Regions from separate parts of the Homo sapiens genome. Here region 2 is linked to region 1. A link is a loop called in an ENCODE intact Hi-C map of the cell type or tissue named here. Cell type or tissue: ascending aorta. All regions are shown on one strand. Links, peaks and the distances in the headings refer to the core of each region. The heading gives the core; the rest is flanking DNA.

Evidence for each region. Peaks named below come from ENCODE experiments on the same cell type or tissue, not always from the same donor. Only the 100,000 strongest peaks of a DNase experiment are listed, where the experiment ranks them.
Region 2: a loop joins it to region 1, with 2.6 times the contacts of the local background. A loop is called at or near these places in 1 of 110 quality-filtered maps.

Annotation. Positions count from the first base shown.
Region 1 is chr4:52,639,047-52,648,510 of GRCh38, reverse strand. The region is part of intron 1 of USP46 (ubiquitin specific peptidase 46); the gene reads left to right. Among named protein-coding and RNA genes, the nearest start is that of USP46, 16 kb to the left of the region's middle. RefSeq lists enhancers at 6,298-6,487, 6,498-6,567 and a silencer at 8,675-8,905. In ascending aorta, for the core only: no CTCF peak of the experiment used is centred there; a DNase peak (open chromatin) is centred at 4,500; H3K27ac peaks cover 2,101 bases.
Region 2 is chr4:54,275,220-54,284,683 of GRCh38, reverse strand. PDGFRA (platelet derived growth factor receptor alpha) reads right to left here. Exons shown (of 23, transcript NM_006206.6): 13 at 7,192-7,296; 14 at 6,678-6,788; 15 at 6,169-6,322; 16 at 4,202-4,368. Among named protein-coding and RNA genes, the nearest start is that of PDGFRA, 51 kb to the right of the region's middle. RefSeq lists enhancers at 2,392-3,591, 6,005-6,528. In ascending aorta, for the core only: no CTCF peak of the experiment used is centred there; a DNase peak (open chromatin) is centred at 6,753; H3K4me3 peaks cover 444 bases; H3K27ac peaks cover 2,500 bases.

The DNA.
Region 1 (9,464 bases), core at 3,505-6,004:
ATCACTTGAACTTATTTACTTAGTTTTCCTTAAATCTGTTCACCCTAATTTGACCTTATTCTGAAACATCTGCAAAATGATGGGTTTGATGAGCTAATTTTATGCTTTTCTAATCCTTTTCAAAAACATTATTGCTACACTTAAAACTGTTCATACTGGTGCCACCTAAGAGTAACTCCCCTCCCTCCAGGATTCATGGCCCATAGTTTGGGTGACATTGGCTCAGATAAGAGGTTTTTTGTAGTGGCTCAAATAATCGGCTCTTGGAGGAGCACCATTTGTTGAACTACTTTGTAGATGATGGTCTGGTCGGTGAGCTTCCTTGGGAGGCAAGTGAGCACATGGCTGAGATATGGTTGGACTTTCTACACCACTGTTGATTGGGTATGAGAGCTTGATGTTCTCTACCCTTGTAAAGACATGCTTCTTATCCATAGCCTGTGGGTGATGAGAGAACTTACCTTCCTGGGTCATTGTGGGGCTTAAGCAGAGAGATTGATGTCTAGTGCTTAGCCTGTTGCCTGGGCATTGCATTACCACTTTCTTCCAGTGCCCTTCTTATTTCCATTAGTGAAAGAGTCCACCAAACACTGTAGTAGACAGAGCCCTGAGCTAGGACTCAGAAATCCCAGGCTCTGATTGCTTTCCAGCTTTAGCGGTGTTGGGCAGGTCACTGAGGCCTCTCTGGGTCTATAAAATAAGAACCACTCCTGCTGGTGAGCAGTGGCAAGAAGACGAGCATGTGTGTTATAAACCAGCTATGGTTTTCAGTCAAGGAGAACTAGGGAAGGGCTGCAGGACAAAAGGAGGAAGAAGCTATGATTTCTGACAAAAATGCCATTGGAAGACACATGCTGGTGGTGTGTGGCCAAGCTTTTGTTGTCACTAGTCAAGATACAATGTTTTTCCTTTTCCTGAGAATGAGAGCACATTCTGTAGTAAAAGATATGTTGTCTTTGAATGAGCTTATACCACACTCTTTTGTGTCATTTGGCACACACAGCCTTCCTAACTGAGAAATACATGAAGTAGCTAAGCGCAGTTTCTTTTCTAAATTTTTAAGTAAAGTGTCTGAATAGGTACTATGAGTTTATGTGGCAGAAATTTCAAAATGTGCACAAGGTTGTATGTTGAAAATAGACCCAGTGTCCAATTCTTATCTCTGGCATCTATCAATAGTTATAGTTTCTTATGCTTCCATTTAGAGTTATATGCATATACAAGCAACTGTGTTTATATTTCTCTCTTAGTTTTTAAAAACACAAAGAGTACATAGAGTATACCCTGATCTGTCCTGATCTGCCCCTTGCTGTTTGTGTCTTGTAGGAGGGTCTGTGGGAAGAGCCACCTCATTCTTTTTTTATGGCTGCAGAGTATTCACTTGCTTGAGTCTACTGAATTCACTGAACCAGGCCCTCACTGACTAGCAGGACATGTTGTAGGTAGTTTTCTAGTCTTCGGTTTTTACAAACAAGGCTGTAAGGAACAACTTTGTCCATATGTGGGAGTATATCTGTGGACCGACTTCCTAAAAATGGATTTGCATTTGTAACTGGGATGGATTTTGCCAAATTGCCCTCCATCAGCAATATGTGTGACTCTGGCTGCCTGCAGCCTTGCCAAAGCAGTGTGCTACCCAGAAACCTTTTGATCTTTGCCAGTCAGGGGAAAGATGGTGTCTTAGTATATTTGTAGTTTGCATTTCTCTTATTAGAAGTGAGCTTCAGCAGCTATTCACATATTTAGGAAAATAAACTCAATTTTATTTAAATACCTTGCTGTTGGTAATTATTTTCAGAGTCTGTAGGGAAGGACCAGTTTTATTGTTATTTTCAATCTGTCTCAGACCAATATATTTGTAAAATACAATAAAAAGGAATAACTAGCAAAATGGAATTAAAAAAACCCAAAGAGAAATAAAATGCAAGCCTTAATTTTTTTGTTACTAAACTTGACAGATACAAAATTACTCTATCCATTCATTTTATCTCCATGTTTTTAGTTTCTGGATGTAGCTCACCACAGAGAGTTTTGAGTAAATAACATTGCTGTAAAGAACAACTTACTCATGTTTTTTCTCCCATTGCTACTCTATTTGAGGATGGGAGGAGAGAGCCCAGAATTTTATATTTTACATTTCATAATCAGCACATTTCAGGATGGTTTTGTTACATTAGTGGAAAATATCTCTGATGGTGCAATACTGACCCAGGAGGGACTGGTTCCCGAGGGCCGGGTTGCCGCACAAGTGCATTGAGGCATGTTGACTCCTGCAGTGCTCCCCATGCTGTAAGGTGGGAATGCAGGTGTTGTGATTTTCACTGATGAAGACCTTGAGCTTGGATGAGAAGATGGGAGGATGAAATCACCCTATTAATAAAATTTACAGAGCAGGCCTATATTAGTCCATTCTCACAGTGCTATAAAGAACTACCTGAGACTGGGTAATTTATGAAGAAAAGAGGTTTAATTGACTCACAGTTCCAAAGGCTTAACAGGAAGCATGACTGGGAGGCTTCAGGAAACTTAAAATCATGGCAGAAGGTGTAGGGAAAGCAGGCACATCTTACCATGGTGGAGCAGGAGAGAGCAAGAGAGAAAGGGAAAGTGCCACACACTTTCAAACAACCCGATCTTGTGAGAACTCACTCACTATCATGAGAACAGCGAGGGGAAAGACCGCCCCAATGATCCAATCACCTCCCACCAGGCCCCTAGAATTGTGGGAATTACAATTCTAGATGAGATTTGGGTGGGGACACAGAGCCAAACCATATCAAGGCCTCTTTGACCTAGGATTTTGCAAGGACCCCAGCCTCCTCTGCTGCCTTTCTGGGAACAGATGGGAAGTGTATTTGTGGGTAAAGTAGGAGCTTAGGGGACATGATAATTCAGGCAGCATCTTGGTGGCTTTGTAGAAGGATTGAATTGGAAATGAGGTTCTTGCTTCTAGCTCACTGAGTTCAGTGACATAAGTGGCTATTTCCTTGTCTTCCACCTGCAGCTAGAAAACAGGCATGGTCTCAAGATTCTTTGTTCTGCTTTTGACTTGAAGTTTTAGTTTTGCATGAGGACTTCATTTTGTTATCTCTAAATATATGGAGAATTGTTTTGCCAGCCACAGCTTCTTTCTAGATGTTCTTTAATGCTCCTTGCTAGAATGACTTGGGATGGTCATGTAGTCAAGTATCCCAGGTCAGCTTTCTTCAGTGGCAGATGTTTTGGCTTCTGTGTACAATTATTAAATGAAGTCATGTTGAGGTTTTCTTTTTTTTTTTTTTTTTTTGAGATAGAGTCTGTCTTCACCTCACAGGCTGGAGTGCAGTGGCGCGATCTCGGCTCACTGCAACTTCTGCCTCCCGGGTTCAAGCTATTCTCCTGCCTCAGCCTCCCGAGTACATGGGATTATAGGTGCATGCCACCATGTCCGGCTAATTTTTGTTGTTGTTGTTTTGAGATGGAGTCCCTCTCTGTCACCCAGGCTGGAGTGCAATGGCACGATGTCAGCTCACTGCAACCTCCACCTCCTGGGTTCAAGCAATTCTCCTGCCTCAGCCTCCTTAGTAGCTTGGCTTACAGGCGCGTGCCACCACGCCCGGCTAATTTTTTGTATTTTTAGTAGAGACGGGGTGTCACCATATTGGTTAGGCTGGTCTCAAACTCCTGACCGCGTGATCCACCCACCTCGGCCTCTCAAAGTGCTGGGATTACAGGCGTGAGCCACTGCGCCTGGCCAAGGTTTTTTTCAGAGGTTTTTTTTTTTTTTTTTTTTTAATTCAATATCATGTAAGATAGCGGTCCCCAAACTTTTTGGCACCAGGGACAGGTTTTGTGGAAGACAATTTTTCCACAAACCTGGGCAGAGCTGGGGATGGTTTTGGGATGAACGTTCCACCTCAGATTATCAGGCATTAGACTCTCAGAAGGAGTATGCAACCTAGATCCCTCTGATGCGCAGTTCACAATAGAGTTCACTCTCCTATGAGAATCTAATGCTATTGCTGATCTGACCGGAGGTAGAGCTCAGGTGGTAATGCCTGCTCACCTGCTGTGCCGCTTGGTTCCTAACAGGTCACAGAACTGTACCTGGGGGTTGGGGACTTCTGACATAAGACATAGAAGTGACATGTTGTCATGCTGTGGGATGAAAATGCCCCTTGACTGCCTTCTTGTTCATGATTGCTTTCCCTGTTGAAGCCTGGAGAGGAGTGGGCTGTTGAAACAGGAGCCAGGGTTGTGGAATAATGGTGTTAAGATCATAGGTTCACCACTTACCTCTGCCTCATGCTAACACTTGACCTTGGCAAGTTAGTTAACCTCATTTCCTTCAGCTATGACATGGGGATAATGAGTCCCCATCAGTGATTTATTTGGCAGAGAGAGTCACATTCAGTATTGCTCAGTGGGACAGGGGCTCCGTGGTGATATGTTGCTAACTAAACAGGTCAGGCATTCGTAGCCACTCTGGGTAAGTGCCCGGTGGTTAGGTAATGTGTGACAGCCAGCAGCCAAAGTGGACATACTCAGAGACAGTTCCTGGCTGGCTGCCCAAGCCTTACATCTGTAGCTAAAGAATTACTGAAAATGTGAATGAAAATATCTCCTCTCCTGGCTTGTGGTCCAGAGCTCAGACTCAGGAACCGAATTTACATAGGTTTGAATCCCAGATCTGCTCTTATTGGCTGAGTGAGCTTGGGCAGGTTCCCTACATTTTTTTCATGTGTAGAATGGGGATATTAAGAGTAATCTGCCTTGGGGTGGCAGGCAAGATTAAATGAATATGTAGATGTGAAGTTCTCTGAATGAGTGGCACCTACTGCTAACTTTTCCCCTGCTTCCCAAGTTTATTCAGTGAGCAAATTTATCAAGTGCCTTCTATACAACCAGACATTCTACTAGGTGCTGGCAAATGAATCAGACCTAATTGCTGCCCTTATAAAGCTTATGGCATAGTACAGGGGTTGGTAAGCTTTTCTGTAAATGTCTGGACAGTAAATGCTTTAGACTTTGTGGGCCGTAGTGTCTCTATCACAGCTACGCAATTCTGCTGTTAATATTGTGAAAGTAGTTGCCATAAGTAAATGAATGATCATGGCTGTGTTGCAGTAAAACTTTATTTATGACAACAATTGGTGGGTCATATTCTGCCCATAGGCTGTAATTTGCAGACCTGTGGTCTAGTGGGAAGACAGTTGTTAAATAATTACAATTATGATGTTACAGATTGTGCTAAGGGCTGTGGAGGAACAGACAGGATTCTATGAGTGGGAAGGGTCAGGGAAGGTAGCTTTGAAGAAGTGACATTGAAACCAAATGATGAGGAGAGGCAGCCAGAGGAGGAGATGGAGGGTGCTCCAGGCTGGTCTGTGGGTTCGTATCTTTTAAAGGCATAACAGATATTCTGCAGCTTTCTTTGGATTAAAATAAATAATTTCGTTCCTCTATTTAATTCATCGCCAGTTTTCTCCTCCCCTACCCTCTCCCTGCAATAATCCAAGAGATAAGCTATGTTACCAAGAGATAAGCTACATTAATATATTAACACATTTTGTTCTGCATATGCACTTTCTTTCTCTCCCTTTTCCATTGTTTTTGTTATATTATTGTCAGTATCTATCCAAGTATTTAGTAAAGATTGCACATTATTTCATTATTAGGTGTAGAATGGTTTACTCTCTAGAACTCAAATTTGCTTTTTGGTACGGTTTTCTCTTTTAGCATTTTAAAAGTTGACATTATTTGTTTTTATTCTTTGGCTAGATAAAAGGTCCACAGTCTTTGAAGTGATTTTGAAAAAAAATCTGCTTTCCTCTTAACTACATCTCATGTCTCCTCTGACTCCCAACCTCAATTTTATGTTTTCTCTAAACAAGTTGCCAGTACTCTGTAGAGATTCCATGGAAAAGGACTTGTGTGTTCTCATTCTAGAAAATTTCAAGGGGTGCTTCAGAAGGAAGGGGGTTCTCCCAACAACTTTGTGACCTCTTCGGTTTCTTCAGTTCTTTCAGTTCTGTGGTTCCAAGGAGACTCTGCCTCCCTGAGAGTCAATATTATGTAGTAGTTAGGGGCACACACACTGGAGCCAGATTGTTCAAGTTCAAACCCAATTCCAGTACTTAGTAGCTGTGTGAACTTGAATAGTTCCCTGCCCTCTCAGTTTTCTTATCTTTAAAATAAGGCCAGTAGCAGTGTCTGCCTCATAGAGTTATTATGAAGATGAAAATGAATGAAATACAAGTAAAATCCCTAGAACAGTAACTGTACACAGTCTATGCTATTTATGAGTTCTCTATTATTATTAATTACATCAGAGGCATCGGTAGCCATAATTCCTCTGTAATCACCCTTGAATTCTGTCAGGTGTCTTCTGACTCATCCTGAGATCTTGGGCTGAGTCACTTCATTTTTGCTTCACTTTCTTCATAAGACTATAGGAATGATCTTTGTCATCAGAATTCTGGGGACACTAGTCCTTTTGAAAATAGGTCCTTTATGTGCTTTGTACTTTGAAAGTATAGTTGATAAGTAGAGTAGCCTTTTGAACGATAGATCTACAAATGTGGGTTTAGCAGCAATGTTCACCTCTTCTGTCATCCACTTTAATTTATGGTCTATAATTAATGACTTATTCTCTATGTACTTAGAAATCCTTACATGTTATCTTTGGCCTTTCTTGTGTCCCTTCCTTGTACAAACTTGAAAGAAAGGCTGCATGTCCTAGGATGCAGATAAATGAGGTGCCTTAGAAAGATCTTGGGCAAGTAAGTTTACTTCTCTGGGCCTTCGTTTTTTAATCTGTGGCATGGTCTGGCTCTTCTCCAAGGATGCTTCCTGGTCCCTGTGTTTTTGTTTTAGGCTCTTCCATATTTTGACAGTGTTCTCATTGGTTTTTCCAGACCTTTTAATGCCATTGTTTTGATTATTTCCTCCTTCTGGGCAAGGCCGTCTTCATCCTTTACCCCTCGACCAAGGAAGAAATTCTAACTTGTTTTCCTTGTAAATTGCTTCAAAACATTTCTTTCTTTATCCGTCTTATGCATTTATGAATCATCCTTCCTGGGATTTTGTTATTGTTGTTTGTGTTTTGGTAGCACCCCTTGGCAGTCATAGAATTGCTTTCAGAGGTGCTTTGAGGAGCTAACATTATAGTCTTGTTGGAACTTGTCCCAGCTCAGATGCTATTTTTAATAAAGTTGGCTGCACTGTTTTTCAAAGGTTACTACGTTTTTTACTGATGGAAATAAGAACCCTATGTTTCTTATGCTTCCCGACCCTGTGATTTACCCCCCAAGATCGGTACTTTGTTCACCATCTGGTCATATAACAATTATTTTTCAGTTCCCCTCATTGCCTTTTGTGTCTTGTGCAGGGTGCTAGCAATAGAAGTGCAATCTCTTGGGTTTGTAACATACTTTACAATTTATACAGTGCTGATAACATTCCCAGTTTTGCTTCATTCTCTCTGCTGCCCTGAGGAATAGTCAGGCTGGATATCAACAGCCCAGCCTCTCAGCCAGGAAGTTAAGGCCACAGAGAGGTAAAGTGACTGAAATCAAAGGCATTTCATAGTGGTAAAAAAAAAAAAATGGCCAAATACAGCTCTGAGGTATTTGCCGAGGGCCTTAGGCAACTGGTTTGCAGGACATTTGTTTACTAAACTTTCATTATATTTTTAAAAATTTGTTAATTTTTTTTTTTTTTTTTGAGATGGAGTTTTGCTCTTATTGCTTAGGCTGGAGTGCCGTGGCGTGATCTTGGCTCATTGCAACCTCTGTCTCCCAGGTTCAGGCAATTCCCCTGCCTCAGTCTCCTGAGTAGCTGGGACTACAGGCATGTGCCACCATGCCTGGCTAATTTTGTATTTTTTTTTTAAGTAGAGACAGAGTTTCTCCATGTTGGTCAGGCTGGTCTCGAACTCCCAACCTCAAGTGATCCGCTCACCTTGGCCTCCCAAACTGCTAGGATTACAGCCATAAGCCTGGCCTAAAATTTTAATAAAAAATAATAATTGCTCATAGTAAAAATTTGAAGAGTTAAGAAGATAATAAGAAAAGCCACTTCTTGACCTCCTCTTCTTCTAGGCCTACTCCCTGATGCTGAAGACCACTGTTATAATCTCTCAAGTCTTCTTTCAAAAATTTCCATTAAATGTAGATGTTGAATACAGTGGCCTGGTCTTGTTCACCTTGTGTCCCTCAGATGTAGAATAGAGCCAGGCACGTCGCAGGGCTCAGTGTCTGTTGATGGAATGAACCACATTTACAGTATTGTCCTATGCAACACGTTATTACTCTGTAACATGTTTTTACTTATCATTGTATCTTAGGCAAATTTTCATAGCAGTACCTGTAGGGTAACTTTACTTTTTAAATTAGCTACATGGTATTCCATCATATGAATTACTATAATTATTTACCCAATTCAAGTTACTCCCATTTTTTTTTTCCTGTTAGAAAGCTTGCTGCAGGGATATGACTACTGATTGTCCCCTCAGTATCCATTTTTCAGCCAGGCACAATGGCTCACACCAGTAATCCCAGCACTTTAGGAGGTCAAGGGGAAAGGATTGTTTGAGCCCAGGAATTTCGAGACCAGCCTGGACAACATGGCAAGACCCTGACTCTACCAAAAAAAAAAAAAAAAAAAAAAACCCAGGCATGGTAGCATATGCCTGTAGTACCAGCTACTCATGGGGCTGAGGTGGGAGGATCACTTGAGCCTGAAAGGTTGACGCTGCAGTGAACCCTGTTAGCACCACTGCACTCCAGCCTGGGCGACAGAGTGAGAACCTGTCTGAAAAAAAAAATTCACTTTTCATTTCTAGAGACATTTTACCTGGTCGTGGCTGCCCAGGTAAAGACCACCTTTGCCAAACTCCCTTGCAGCTAGGTGTGGCCATATGACTAGATTAGATTCTAGCTAGCAGGATTGTGAGCAAAAGTAATGTGTGCAGCTTCCAGGAGCATCCTAGAGGAGGATCAGTCCTTTCCCATTTTTTTTTCTGCTTCCCCCTGGCAGAAGGCATTTGGTGGTAGGAGCTAGAGTAGCCATATTGGTTCCAAAGATGGAAACTGGCTCTTGAGGATGACAGTGCAACAAGATAAAAGGACCCCGAGTCCTCAACACTGCAGAGCAGCTGTATCAGGCCCACGCTGCATCCTCTTGCATACTTACATGAGAGAAAAATAAATTTTCATCTTGTTTAATCCACACTTACATTATTTGGGTCTTTTTACAGCCTTTATCTCTTTTTCCACTTCTGTGAAAATATAGTAGAATAAAAAAAGTCAAATTGCAGGGTTGAAGGATATGGTCATTTAAAACTTTGATGCTACTGCTTAATTTATCTTTAAGCAATTATCATCATGATCTCATGAAACATTCCCCATCATGTCTGTGTTCTTTTATTATGCAAACATTTACATTTAACATATTTAAGCCCTAAGTCTGTTAAGGATGCACAA
Region 2 (9,464 bases), core at 5,667-8,166, 1.6 Mb before region 1:
ATGGTTTAGCACCATCCCCTTGGTGCTATCCTTGCAAAAGTGAGTGACTTCTTACAAGATCTGCCTGTTTAAAACTGTATGGCACCTCTCTCTCTCTCTCTCTCTCTCTCTCTCTCTCTGTCTCTCTCTCACTTGCTCCTGCTCTGGCCATGTGATATGCCTGCTCCCCCTTTACCTTCCACCATGATTGGAAGCTTCCTGAGGCCTCTCCAGAAGCAAATGCCTGTATAGCCTGCAGAATCCATGTGCCAATGAAACCTCTTTTCTTTATAAATTACTCAGTCTCAGGTATTTCTTTATAGCAATGCAAAAACAGCCTAATAGAGAAAATTGGTATCAAGGAATGGGGAATTGCTGTAAAGATAACTGGGTAACAGGCAGAGATAAGAAGAGTTTGGAGGGCTCAGAAGAAGACAGGAAGATGAAGGAAAGTTTGGAACTTCTTAGAGACTGGTTAAATGCTTGTGACCAAAATGCTGATAATGATATGGACAATGAAATCCAGGCTGCCAAGGTCTCGGATGAAAATGAAGAACTTATTGGGAACTGGAGTAAAGGTCACCCTTGTTAAGCTTCAGCAAAGAACTTGGCCACATTATGTCCATGCCCTAGGAATATGTGGAAGTTTGAACTTGAGAGTGATGACCTAGGATATCTGGTGGAAGAAATTTCTAAGCAGCAAAGTGTTCACGATATGGCCTGGCTGCTTCCAATAGCCTACAGTCAGATGCAGAAGCAAAGAAATGACTTGAAGTTGAAACTTATATTTAAAAGAGAAGCAGAGGCTGGGCGCAGTGGCTCACACCTATAATCCCAACACTTTGGGAGGATGAGTGAGAGGATTGCTTGAGTCCAAGAGTTCAAACTAGCCTGGACAACATAGTGAGACCCCATCTCTTTAAAATAAAAAAAAAGTAAAAGGGAAGCAGAGCATAAAAGGTTGGAAAATTTGTAGCTTGGCCATGTGACAGAGAAAGTAAAAGCTTTTTTGGGAGAGAATTAAAGAGGGCTGCTGGGCAACCACTTGCTAGAGAAATTTGCATAACTAAAAAGGAGGCAAAGGCTGATTGCCAAAACAATGGGAAAAAGGCCTTTAAGGCATTTCAGACACCTTCATGGCAGCCCCTCCCATCACAGGCCCAGAGGCCTAGGAGGGAAGAATGGTCTCATGGGCCAGCCCCAGGGTCCACTGCCCTGTGCAGCCTCGAGACACTGCTCCCTGCATCCCTATGACTCCAGCTCCAGCTGTGGCTCAAAGGAGTTCAGGTGCAGCTTGGGCTGCTGCTTCAGCTTGTGACAGCCATAAACCTTGGCCGCTTCCATGTGGTGTTAGCCTGTGGGTGCACAGAGTGTTAAGAGTTGAGGCTTGGGAGCCTCTGCCTAGATTTCGGAGGATATATTAAAAAACCAGGGTGTCCAGACAGAAGCATGCTGCAGGATTGGAGCCCTCACAGAGAACCTCTACTAGGGCACTGCAGAGGGGAAATGTGGGGTTGAAGTCCCCACACAGAGTCTCCACTGGGGCACTGCCTCGTGAAGCTACGAGGGGAGGGCCACCATCCTCCATGAATAATATATCCACCAACAGCCTGCACTCTGCACCAGGAAAAACCACAGGCACTCGACAACAGCCCCTGAGAGCAGCTGCAGGGGCTAAACCCTGCAAAGCCACAGGGTGTTCCATCCCTCCCAAGAGCTCCACCCCTTGCATCAGTGTGCTCTGGACATGGGATATGGAGTCAATGGAGTTTATTTGGAGTTTTCAGCCCTGCTGGGTTCTGAACTTCTGTGGGGCTTGTAGCCCCTTTCTTTTGGCCGATTTCTCCCTTTGGGAATGGGAATGTTGACCCAATGCCTATAACCCCATTGTATCTTGAAAGTAAATAACTTGTTCTTTATTTTACAGGCTCATAGGTGGAAGGGACCTGCCTTGTGTCAGATAAGACTTTGGACTTTGAGTTGATGCTGGAATGAGTTAAGGCTTGAGGGGACTATTGTGGAGGGATGATTGTATTTTGAAATGTGAGAAGGACATGAGATTTGGGAGGGTCCAGGGTCAGTATGATATAGTTTGAATATGTGTCCCCACCCAAATCTCATGTTGAATTGTAATCTCCAGTATTGGAGGTGGGGACTGGTGGCAGATGAATGGATCATGGGGACAGATTTCTTACGAACAATTTAGCACCATCCTTCTGGTGCTGTCCTCGCAATAGTAAGTGACTTCTTGTAAGATCTGACTGTTTAGAAGTGTGTGGCACCTCTCTCTTTCTCTCTCTCGCTTGCTCTTGCTCTGGCCATGTGATGTGCCTGCACTGCTTTGCCTTCTGCCATGACTTCATGGCTTCATGAGGCCTCTCCAAAAACTGAGCAGATCTACCAGTATCTTGATTCCTGTAAAGCCTGCAGAATCATGAACTAATTAAACCTCTTTCCCTTATAAATTACCCAGTCTCAAGTATTTATTTATAGCAATAAAAGAACAGCCTAAAACACACAGAGACATACACGCACACACAAAACACACACACAGCCACAAGGACCAATCTTACACATAATTATTTTGTTTACCTCCTAAATTTCTTTTTTTCAACCATAATTAGCAAATCATCTCAGCTACCTTTAAAACACACATACACATAAACACACACTAAAATCTTCCATGATGAAATACATGGAGCACACATACAAGCTACATGAAAAAGTAGTTTCTGTGAATTGCTTTATTTTCTTTTTAAAGCCACCTTTGTAGTACTTTGCTTATAATTTGTTAATAAAATCAACCACCAATCACATGTGATAGCATCTTAGAGATCAGTGCCAATGACTTTCCTTTGAGTTTCTTTGTTTGTAACTTGTCCACTTTCCCCAGTTAGTCCCATCTGGAAGGGTCCCAGGGTTTTCGAGGAAGAAGGCAATTTAATCCAGAAGTTCTCAATTCTTTTTGAAAATGTTCAGCAAGTGAAGAGTAGCTCTAGCCATTCACGATTTTTTTCAGATAGTCACGGAAGGCCAGAAAGCAGTGGTCTGCCTGCCAACAGGGCTTGGGCCTGAGCATGACTCAGGTTCCTCTGACATCTCGTGCCAACTCCACCAGCCCAGCCTGGGAAGCAATGTAAACTATTTTTAACAATATGGGAGGGGAGAGGAAGTACTGGTTCCGATAACTCTCACTGGCTAATCTTTTAAAAGCGCTTGGAAGTTCACCCATTTGGCAATGAGAAGTGAATGGAACTTGGAACCGCAGAAATGGAAAATATTGTGTACTGAGCTTTGCAAAACAAACACATTCTTTTTTAAATGGATTGTACCTTTCACTTAAGAACCTGAAAACATTCAGAGCACATCAATAATTTCCAAAACAATGTCCAGGGCAGCTCAACACTTTTTTGCATTGACTAATGGGAAGGCTCAGACCCAAAAAGGCAAGCTCACAGGACAAGCCAATGTCAGACTTCCAGCTTCATGTCTGTGACCAGTTCAGGGCTCTGGAGGAACCACCCTGAGCAGATGTGAAGTGATCCATCTGGTCTGGGCATCAGCTGGACTCCCTGGAGTTTATAAATCAATTTAACCCTGCCACATATTCATGTACTTGAAAAACAGATAGACCCACCTTCAAAATACATTCAACAGAAACACTGGTCCAGAAAATATAACTGCAAATTATCTACTCTAGAGTTCCTATCACAAATTGAATGTTAGGAAAAGTAAAAGCAAGGGTTACTGAACTCATAGACATCAGAGACTTCTAAAACTTAAGGGAAAAAAAGCAAGGTGAGGAACCAACATAAGACAGCCAACTTGTAATTCTGCCAAGTAAGGGCATTAAAAAAAATCAATCACCATATTTTCATTAAAAAAGAAAAAGACAGCAATAAAAAAGGAAGTTCATTATATCAGAATAAATAATTATTTTTTTTAAAAAATGTTTACTGCAGGAACACACCAAGAAAATTCTTTAAAACTATTAAATTTAAAGTTTAAAAAATTTGTTACATTGTCAGCTTTTATTCTTTTCAATTTACAGGCCACAAACCTGGAAACATGTCACAGAACTGGTTGTGCAGACCTGCATTTAGAGACCACGTGGGCTGCCAGGTTCACTTACCATCCCTATACACTTCCCTCTAAATACTTTAAGTATCATATTAAACCACTGGAAAGTCCCAACACCCAGAGTGAGTATAGACACTTTTACCTAACATAGATTTCTTCTTATATGAGGCTGGACGATCATAGAGTGATCTCTGGATGTCGGAATATTTAGAAACCTCTTTCCTTTCTAGCATGGGGACATACTGTGTAGTATCAGCCTGCTTCATGTCCATGTAGTCACCATTGTTTTCAAAAGATAAAATAACATAGCTGTAAAAACAGAAAGAGAAATCTTACCCAGGGTGCCCTTCTGAAGTGGTCATTCCACTTTCAGTAGATGATGATTATGTGCCAGGTACTGAGGTAGGCATGGGAGCTAACTGGGTAAAAGCAAAACCAATCCATACCTTTCACATGAGGTGATCTAGTCAAGGAAATGAGCATTAATCAAATAGTCGCACAAATACATGCATCACAGCAATTCCACTACTGGGTATCTACCAGAGGAAAGGAAGTCATACTAAAAAGATACTTGCACACACATGTTTATAGCAGCACAATTCACATATTGAAAAAATGTGGAACCAACCCCAAATGCCCATCAATCAAGGAGTGGATAAAGAAACTGCAGTGTATCTATACATATGTATGTGTAGGTGTGCATATATATATATATATATGTAACTCAGCTATAAAAAGGAATGAATTAATGGCTTTTGCAGCAACCTGGATGGGATTAGAGACTATTATTCTAAGTGAAGTAACTCAGAAATGGAAACCAAACATCGTACGTTCTCACTCATAAGTGAGAGCTAAGCTATGAGGATGCAAAGGCATAAGAATGACACAATGGACTTGGGGACTCGGGGAAAAATTGAGAGGCAGGTGAGGGATAAAAGACTACAAACTGGGTTCAGTGTATACTGCTCCAGTGATGGGTGCACCAAAATCTCACAAATCACCACTGAAGAATTTACTCATGTAACCAAATACCACTTGTTCCCCAAAAACCTATGGAAATAAAAAAATTTTTTAAATAGGGAAAAAAAGAAATGTAAAAAACAAAATAAATACACAGATCAACTCAAACTCAGCTGTGTTGTGAAGGAAGAAAGGTTTCAATAGCTTGTAAGGAAAATGACTTGATCTGGGGGTCAAGGAAGCACTTTTCAGAAGACGTAGAATGGATCCCACTGACAAAGATGGGAAAGACTAGCGGAATATTTGTCATGGCACCTGGCACATACAAAGGACTCCACAAATGTCAGCTGCCATGATGACTACTGTTCACTTGTTTTCAGAGCCAGTTCCCTGCACATCCTTAGCAGGAGCCCGCACATCCTGAAGAGCCACATCTAAGACAGTGGGGCTGTGCTCCCATGGACCTGTAAGTCCATTACACTTAAAGTTTGAAGAATTCACTACGTTAAGTCTGTCATTATTCTTTCTCAGTTTTTCAACTCACAAGCCTTGGTTGGAACTTGAGCCGTGTGGCCATGTGGCTTGGGCATACAATTCCTTCTACCCAATCAATTTAGCACCCATTTGGTGTCCACCAAGTAATTTATTATGAAGTGAATTCATTGTACTTTCTGATCTTACAGAATTTCTTACCTACAGAGTTCTTTATAGCCACTTGTAGATTTCTGCAGTAGGGATCACTATCATTGACGTCATTTATAGGTCCAGGTTCAGCAAGGACCTCGAGCTTGGAGATCCACAGACAGTTCTTGCAAGGTTCCAGAACTCAAGCATCCCTGGCCAGAGCTGCATTTTATAGGTCTAAGTGGATCACATGTAAATAGCAGAAGAGCTCCCAGAGTCATTCTAACTCACTCTCATTCAAACCTATCAGCAAGGCCTTCCCATGTGACACCCCAGTCCAAAACACCTTTAGACATCATGCATCTCTCTGCATGACCATGGAAAGACTGGACAGGGTGGTTTGACTCTAAGTCTTGCTACCTTGGGCACTGAATCTGCAGACATGATATCTATCAGGACATGGGTCTTTCCATTTGTGATGCCTGTAAGATAATGATAGACAGCAACATCTCTCTTTGCACCCACCTCCGTGTGCTTTCATCAGCAGGGTTCAATCCAAAGATATCCAGCTCTTTCTTTGGCTTCTCTGGGTGGTGGCTCAGGAAGCTATCCCTATTCTTATGCAAATAGTTGACCAAATCTCCATAGAAGCAATACTCTGTGATGATGTAAATGGGGCCTATGGGGACAAAAGCCGTTAGGAGATGGGTATGAAAATGAAGAACAGAAAAGCCATGAATTGTCCTGCAGACCATATGGCACAGAAAAAAATAAGATACCAAAAAAGTTTTTTTTTTTTTTTTTTTTTTTTTTTTTTAATAAAGAGCCATGAATGGCTATGACTGGACTGGCAACAGATTTTGCTCAAAAACCAATGAGCTTCCATCAATTCAAGGGACCAGTCAGCTCCATTCAAGGGACTTCTATTCCCTGCCATGTGTGGGGATGGAGAGTGGAGGATTTAAGCCTGATTGAACAGTTTTCACAACCACATGTGTCCAGTGAAAATCCTCACTCCAGGTCAGTGAGCCCACCTGACTTGGTGCAGGCTCCCAGCAAGTTTACAATGTTCAAATGTGGCCCCAGGTGAGTCATTATCTTCAGTTCAGACATGAGAGCTTGTTTTTCACTGGATCTGGCCGTGGCTGTTGAAAGAATAAATCACATATCAGTCCAGCTGAGCTACCAACTTCCTGTTCTCAGAAAAAAACCAAGAATATGACTAATCCTGTGATTGGATATCATTCTATTTACCAGAAGTCTAAAAGAAGCAGATAGCTACTTGGCCTCAGTGCTAATAACTAATTCCTGGTCTTTCTAGTAAAAAGAAGTCACTGGAAATAACAAGCTCTTAATTTTCCAACATACAGGCAGCAAGAGCAATCTAAATAAACCTAATCTAAATACACATAAAACCTGGAGTCAAAATAATCAGGACCTAGTCCTAAATGTCTTATTTACTAGCTGCATGATTTTGAGAAATTCCCTTAATATCCCCATGCTCAAAAAATCCCCGTGCTCAAAAAATCCCCAGGAAGGAGCACTTACGTTTTAGCATCTTCACTGCAACTTTCATGACAGGTTGGGACCGGCTTAATCCATAGGCTGTTCCTTCAACCACCTTCCCAAACGCTCCAGACCCCAAGACCCGACCTGTGGGCAGGCAGAATCATTAACACCCAAAAACTCCAGACGCCTCCTCAGCTTTCTGCACCGTAGCCAGCTCTCTGCGGGCGGACAGCTGGGCGAGTGTCTTTCCTGTTTGGAGTAATCATAATGACTCCTCCAAGTCATCGTGTCAAAAAAGGAATTGAGCCCACAGGGAAGGAAATTAGCATAATTGCTTTTGTCGAATAACACTTGCAAGGGAAAGAAAACACAGACGGGAGAAAGGAGGGTGCAGCCCTCCCTGGTGTGAGCGCGCTGTCTACCAGCTCCGTGCTGGGCCAGCCCCTGGGATCCTCTTGCCTTCGGGGCTCTCACCCACACCTCCTGGCTCTCTCCCCTTCTGTTTTCCATATGCAAACAGGGGCATCTTTTGTCTTAGTAAATTACTAGCCACTGGAAATACTTCAGTATTCAAAATATCACTGATTCTAAGGAGTGACTAAATAAAAACTTCAGGCTGGGCTCACTGCTCCCTATTTGTTAGGAAAGCCACTCTACCAAGAGCTAAACATGCCCGAGAGCACAGCAATTAGCTTCATGTTGGGAGGAGACATACGTAAAGACACTGAAGCTGTTGTCCCACCCTGAAAGAGCTCACCCTGAGAGAAACATTTCCCGGGGTGTCAGTCTCACCACGGATAGCCAAGCCAGGAAAAGACTTGGCTCATAAAAGACACTAACAGCCAACACTGCCTCTTACTGCACGTCTGTGTTACTGAAAATCGTACCTGGAAAGGTATTGCTTCACCAGCAATGCCTCTTGGTATAATGGGAATTATGCCCTTTTCCCCATATTTTACTACTTTTTAACTCCCTAAGCTCCTCATCCCTTGTTGGGAAATAGGCAGGAAAATAAAGAAAGCTTAGATATAAATATTTGAAATTGGGGGGCAGCTCTTATAACCGCCCCATGGATTCTCCTTGTCCGCTGCCTAGACAGAGCCGATTTACCAAGACAGGGGAATTGCAATAGAAAAAGGGTTTAATTCACACAGAGCCAGCTGTACGGGAGACCTATTCTACTATTACTACTATTACTCGAATCAGTGTCTCTGAAACTGGGGGAATTTCTACTATTCTGCTATTACTCAAATCAGTGTCTCTGAAACTGGGGGAATGGGGTTTTTAAGGATGATTTGGTGGGTAGGGGGTGAAAAGGGGAGTGCTGATTGGTTGGGTCAAAGATGAAATTATAGGGAGCTGATGCTGTCCTCTTGCACTGAGTCAGTTCCTAGGTAGGGGCCCCAAGATCAGATGAGCCAGTTTATTGACCTGGGTGGTGTCAGCTGGTGCATCGAAATACAGGGTCTCCAAAATATCTCAAGCACTGACCTCAGGTTTTACAACAGTGACCCCTAAACCATACTTTCTAATCTTGTAGCTAATTCGTTAGTCCCGCAAAGGCAGTCTAGTTCCCAGGGAAAAAGAGGGTTTGTTTTGGCAAAGGGCTATTATTGTCTTTTTTTCAAAGTCAAACTATAAACTAAGTTCCTCTCAAAGTTAGTTCGGCCTATGCCCAGGAAGGAACAAGGACAACTTGGAGGCTAAAGCAAAATGGAGTTGGTTAGGTCATATCTCATTCACTGTCATAATTTCCTCAGTTACAATTTTTGCAAAGGTGATTTCACTCTGGTGCCTTGCTTGATTTCAGTTTACCTAACTCTCTAAGAAGACTTAAACTCTTCTGTATTTTGCAATGAGACCGGTGGATAATTAAAACCTGCATTTGGCATTCTTTAACATATATACTGTTAGATCATTCATCATAACACAACCTCTACCTCTACTTTCATTTGCCTTTGTCTTGCTTTCATTCATTAGGAATGTGATTTAAAAAAGAAATACTCCCTTGGACTAAAGCTTCATATACTTGGTCTCAGCCCAGGATTGAAATACTTGAAATGCTTGTGATAAGTTGGCTTGCTTATTTTTACATATTTTGCCTCAAAATGTACCTATATTTTTATATTCCATATTCCAAATATGTAAAAAGGAGTATCTAATGCATCTTCAGAATGTACTGAATCAAAATACATTTTGTGGTTGTCCTCATTCATTTCTCATCTGCTCATTTTTAGTCACAGAAATTCATTTTCAATTTGTGTCATTTCTAAAGAAAAGCAATTTTGGTGGGTATCTTTGCCAGCCCTCTT